Linked DNA regions of Homo sapiens: region 2 is linked to region 1. Evidence: chromatin loops called from intact Hi-C (ENCODE). Cell type or tissue: OCI-LY7. All regions are shown on one strand. Links, peaks and the distances in the headings refer to the core of each region. The heading gives the core; the rest is flanking DNA.

Evidence for each region. Hi-C counts contacts between places; a loop is a spot of excess contacts. Peaks named below come from ENCODE experiments on the same cell type or tissue, not always from the same donor. Only the 100,000 strongest peaks of a DNase experiment are listed, where the experiment ranks them.
Region 2: a loop joins it to region 1, with 2.9 times the contacts of the local background. A loop is called at or near these places in 1 of 110 quality-filtered maps.

What each region holds. Positions count from the first base shown.
Region 1 is chr21:42,536,253-42,539,164 of GRCh38, forward strand. The region is part of intron 5 of SLC37A1 (solute carrier family 37 member 1); the gene reads left to right. Among named protein-coding and RNA genes, the nearest start is that of SLC37A1, 24 kb to the left of the region's middle. In OCI-LY7, for the core only: CTCF peaks have their summits at 1,332 (motif pointing left) and 2,283; a DNase peak (open chromatin) is centred at 1,319; H3K4me3 peaks cover 1,572 bases; H3K27ac peaks cover 2,500 bases.
Region 2 is chr21:41,860,791-41,863,702 of GRCh38, forward strand. The region is part of intron 1 of PRDM15 (PR/SET domain 15); the gene reads right to left. Among named protein-coding and RNA genes, the nearest start is that of PRDM15, 17 kb to the right of the region's middle. In OCI-LY7, for the core only: a CTCF peak has its summit at 1,395 (motif pointing left); DNase peaks (open chromatin) are centred at 751, 1,391, 1,951 and 2,731; H3K4me3 peaks cover 2,500 bases; H3K27ac peaks cover 2,500 bases.

The sequences.
Region 1 (2,912 bases), core at 163-2,662:
CCCCTTTGCAACATGGAGGAAATAATAGTTCTTATGTCATAGGATTGGGGCAAAGATTGAGTTAATGTATGTAGAAGCTCACAACGGTGCCTGGCCTGTGCTGCCAGCCCAGCCCATTCTTGATCCCACTTTGAACTGACCAAGGCAGGTGGTGAATATTATATGGGTCATAGGACGTGTGATTGGCTGATTAAAAACTGCTATTGTGTCAGTCCAGCCAGGTTTTTTTTTAAAGGCAGTATAGGGATGTTCTAGCCCATTTTCTGTTGCTATTAGCACAATATCTGAGCTTGAGTAATTTATAATGAAAAAAGGTGTATTTAGCTTTTATCTAACTGGGAAGTTCAAGATTGGGCAGCTGCATCTGGCAAGAGCCTCGTGCCACATTGTAATGTGGTGGAGGGCGTCACCTAGCAGAGGCCCCTGTGAGATGGGTTAGCAGTGAGCAGGGCATACAAAACAGACACAGCACAGGGGTGACGTTGCTTTATAGCAACCAGCTCTCACCTCTCACAATAGCTCATCAGTCCTGAGAGCGCGGCCACTCACTCCTGCGGATTCATTCCTTCGTCAAGGCGGATCCCTCATGACCCAAATGCCCTTCAAAGCTCCCTGTACCTCTCAACACAGTTATACTGGGGACCAAGCCTCAACACAAGTTTTGATGGAGACCAACCATAGTCACACCACAGCCAGAGACTGAGGCATGTGGTCCCAAGAGGCTTTTGTTCAGAGACAGAGGTCTTTACCGCCTGGAGAAACCCAGGGATCCCCATAAATGTTTAGCTGCTTCCCTGAGACCTGCCCAGAGTGTAGGATCATCAAGACCTGGGCCCCCCTACCCCGCTCAGAGCCCTGGTGGGTGGTTGGTGCCCAGGCAGGCAGTGTCTGCTGTTGGAGGAGAGTGCATAGCTCTCCCTTTATTGAACGTGTGTATTTGCCTCCTGCTGCAGAACTTGTCTAAGTGAACAAATGAATAATAAAGATTTGGAATCCCAGAGTGTGTGGTGTGCAGCAGACCAGGAGCCTAGCTGGAGAGTGTGGTGTGTACCTGGGGCTTCCTTAGCGCTTGGGTCTCAGCCAGGCTGCCAGACCTTCTCCACTTTGAGGTCAAATGTTTATATTCCCCACACTGCAGTCTTACTGAACACAAATAATCTGTGGTATAAAAAGACCCAAAGTGGGAATGTGTTTTTCTCAGTTACTGGAAAACTGCATTTAAATCTGGTTCTCAGCTGGGGGCAGTTTTGTCTCCTAGGGGACATTTAGTAATGTCTAGAGACATTTGTGGGTGTCACAGCCAGGGAAGGGATGTTGCTGGCATCTAGTGGCTAGAAACCAGGGTGCTGCTAAACATCCTACAACACACAGGACAGCCCCTAACACCACAGAATTACCGGAGCCAAAGTATCAATAGTGCTGGGGTTCAGAAAGCCTGCTTTAAGTAAATAAACTGGTTTCTTGTTGCTTATTTACGGTAAAGATAATTCTTATGCAACTTGTCAGTAAGGTTATTAAAACAAAATTTGGTCTAATGTGACATCTACACAGTAAACTCATGACTGAAAACAAGGGCACATGCTGCTGCATTGAAGGGGCCTTTTTGTGTGACAGTCCCTACCTGAGGTCTCAGTGATGGGTGCTGTTTTGTTCGCTATGTCAGATGAAATCAGATCTGATAGGGTACAGCCATTCAGCCCAGGTACTGCCTGGTGGGTTCAAGCAGGTGCAGCGTGGACTTGAATCCCTGTATGAGTCCCATGTAATGTGAAATGGTGTTTGTTCAATTAGACCTTTTCTTTAAAATTTTTCAGTAGAGATCAAAGTAGGCCCAAATCATATAGCAAGATTAGAGAATACTTCTAAGCCTAGCCAGCAGCACCCAGCTCTCAGGAGCCCATCTGGTTGTGCCAGCTGTGCTGTGACCTGGGCAGGTCAGCCAGCCTCTCAGGGACCTATCTCCTGGTCTCTGAAGTGGGCAGGTTGAAGTCAGTAACTCTCTAGCTCTACAATGCTCTTGAGTCTGTGTGTGGTGAGGTTTTAGCTGAAATTTTCACCTGGATGTTGTCTATAATTTTAAGTTACTTTCTTCTGCTTTAGTGTTTAAAAGGTCATTTGCATGATCCAAGGTAGATCTTTTTTACTTGGTGAATTCGGAAGGAAAATCTCTCTGGCGTAGGTTTTTGAGATGAAAGCTGAGAACATTGGAGCTGACTCCCGGAGTGGGGTTCATGGCAGGCAGGTGTCACTGTGTGTTAGGTTTCCTGTTTATCTGACTCCTAGAATGACCCTACAGAAGAAAGTGAGACCCATAGAGTCTCTAATGCTTGTGAAGGGCTCACGTCCATCCGTGATACTCTACAGCTTTTCTGTTTACTTAATAAGTCACAATGTTAAGTTGGTCCATAGTGACATTTCCCATAAAACAGTAAGGGATGTTTTGGATGGCATTAGGTATTGTGCTGTGATGGCGGCTAAAGACTGTTAAGTCTGTTCCCTGCTGTGAAGCTGGAGACTTTTTACCACCCCCCTCGAGGCTGTTTTAGTGAGGCGCTAAGCATCCCTTATGCCACCAGGTCCCCAGACAGCTCTAGAAGATAAGACACCAAAGAGGGTAGCTGTTTAGTGAATCGCATTGCTGTTCAGAAGGATCAGAGAGATGCCACCCCAGCATTTCAGACCTTACCATAGAGCAAATCTTCTGCCTTTAAATCAGGTCAAAGTGGTGTGGCAGGAGGCGGTAGTGGCAAAGCAGCTGAAAGCCACTTCCCCACTGAGCCCAGCCAGCCAGGTGTATTAACACAGGTGACTTAATTACAGCTCGTGGGGCCGAATGACTTGCTCAGGGTCATAAGTGATCTCATGACATTTGGTGTAGTTTGACAACTGGAATTTTAAGACACTATATACAT
Region 2 (2,912 bases), core at 304-2,803, 680 kb before region 1:
GGTGTTCTAAAGAGAGCACACAGTGGGGTCTCCTCTTATTGTGGGATGGGGCTGGGATCCCTGAAACATCTTCTCACCTCAAATAATGTTATTTTTAATGAAAGCAATGGATTTGAATGGCCTCATGAACTCAGACTTTCATCTTTTCATATTAGCCATCAATTTCCATTTTTAAAACAAATATATCACCTTTTTTTGGTGACAGGGTCTTGCTCTGTCGCCCAGGCTGGAGTGCAGTGGTGTGATCAAGGCTCACTGCAGCCTCTACCTGCTGGGCTCAAGCAATCCTCCTACCTCAGCCTCCCAAAGTGCTGGGATTATGGCACAAGCCATCGTGCCCACCTATATCACCATTTTTAAAAAGCCGGTTGTCACTTTTTTTCCCCTCACTCCTAACCTATGCCTGGTGCCCCATAAACACTTGCTTCTCTGGGGACTAAATCAATGCGTGACGTTGTGGAGGACTCTCGTGCTCCCACATAAGCTGTTATCAGATCCAATAATTCTATTCCCTATCCATCCTTGAGGTTCACCTCCAGAAACACTTGCATAGTGGGTAGATGAGCATAAACTGACACCCCCCACACACATATATTCACAGGGTGGATCTAGACATTGTTCATTCTGGGGCCTCACATTCCTGGGCTGTAAAATGGAAATAAAAACACCCACCTCATGCAGTTTGGGAGGAGCATAAAGTGAGATACACACAGTATGTGCCACCAAATGATTATTCCTCCTCTGCCCCCCCCCAATCCCCAACTGTGCGCACCGGCATGTCCTTCCTGCAACCTGCTTCTCTGATGCCCGTTGCTGAGTGGTTTAGGAAAGTGTGCATGCTGGCACTTCTTGAATGCTGATTCCACACGCCCTCCACCCCGCTCATCCCCAGCAGCTTGAAGGGTGAAAAGCAGACCGTGCAAAACTCATATGGAAACTCACAGTCACTGAACTTGTGTGTCTGAGAGCAGTGCCGGGTTGAAAACTTCAAGTTAGGAGAGTGAGTTAGCTACAAGGAAGTGAGGCAGAGGAAAGAGAGTTCCAATTTGCCCTTAAAATGCCAGAAATAACAAGGGGAGGGGGGTGAAATTTTCTCCCAAAACAGCACTGTATCTTCTTTTCCTGGGAACACACATTCACGTTCAAAGGTATCTCGTGCGGCTCTAGCAAGTGTGACTCAGTTTCATAGCCGCATTCGGCCTTGCCTGCCCCAGTTCCTGTGGATGGGCACCTCGGCGCAAATAGGGACCAGTCTGGGATGGGGGCTCAGCTGGGCAGTGAGCAGGAGATGAACAGGACAAAGGGCAGAAGAAACCCAGAGTGGGGTGGGGAGGGCGCACGCTTTCATGAGTTGCTGCTGTGCTACTGGAGGTGTAGGACCTGCGTGCCCCCTGCAGGAACCCACGTGACTCACGGTCAGGAGCTTGGGCGATGGGAACGATAGGCCTTAAGAGGCGCCCCACACTGCGGTCAGATCACCGCAGAACACAGAGTCCCAACAAAGGTATTGGAATCGGAGTGGGAGGATGGAAGGAAGTCGTCCTGGCCTTGCTTACTTGGGAGCCTGCACGAATCCCCTGAGGCCTTGTGTGGCCGCCTCTCCCCGGGGCAGACCTTGCCTCTGGCCTACACCTCTCACAGACTGCCCACCCCTTCTAGGTGCCCCCAAAAAAGGTCCCCTCTGAGCGGAGCTGCTGGGAGAGGAAACCCAGAAGAGAGGGGCGAGGGAAGCTGGAGAGCAGGGTTTTAGCCCCCTGTGCTGCACTCTGATTCTATGTAAATGTCCGAGTCCTGGCAATAAGGGTCCCGATTAGCAGCATCTGGTCCCCAAAATGAGGCCTCTCTAAAACGGCTCCTCTGGGCCCAAGATCAGAGGCCACAGCCACCCTGGGCTGCAGATCAGGCCTGATAAACGGAGCATCTTCAAAGTCTTTGCTGTCTTGGCAAAACTCCCTTTAACACTCAGAAAGTGCCTTCATAGAAGGGGAAGTGTGGTCTCCAGACCTCTAAGGCACACAAGACATCCCAGAACAAGGCACACAGGAAGTACTGTTTCAGGGAAAAGGAGAGGAAAAAAGAACTAGAAGTTCGAGATCCTGGGCAGGCGTGTGGCTCACGTCTGTAATCCCAGCACTTTCAGAGATGAGGACGGGCGATCACTTCAGGTCAGGAGTTCGAGACCAGCCTGGCCGACATGGTGAAACCCCATCTCTACTAAAAATACAAAAACTAGCCAGGCGCGGTGGCACGTGCCTGTAATCCCAGCTACTCGGGAGGCTGAGGCAGGAGAATCGCTTGAACCAGGGAGGTGGAGGTTGCAGTGAGCTGAGATCACGCCCCTGCACTCCAGCCTGGGCGACCGAGTGAGACTCCACCTCAAAAAGAAAAAAAAAAAAAAAGTGTGAGGTCCCCCTATCTCAACCACCAATCCTGGGAAGACTTACCTTACATTAGTGATTTCAAAATGTGGTCCCTGGACCAGGAACCAGCAGTGCCAGCACTGCTTGGGAACATTTCAGAAATGCACATCCTTGCCTCCCACCCCCAGACCTGATGAATCAGGCTTGGCAGAGGGCCCTGCACTCTGTTTGCAAAACCCTCCACGTGGTTCGGATGCAGCTCAAGTCTGAGAACCACTGCTCTGCCTGAAAAATCTCTTTACAATTTATATGACTACTACTACAAAAACTAACTAAACACACCTGCCATCACAGTAAGACCACAGTAATAATATCAGGAAACCAAACTTATCAGAAATGTCAATTAAGCTCAGACCAGGACCATCTGCATCTAACCTGGTGGTAAACGGGAAATGGGGGGTGACTTCAGGCAAATGGGGGGTGACTTCAGGTTCCTTACACGGAACGCTCCGTGAAGACACCTGTTAAAAACAACTTTGAAAAAGAAGGCTG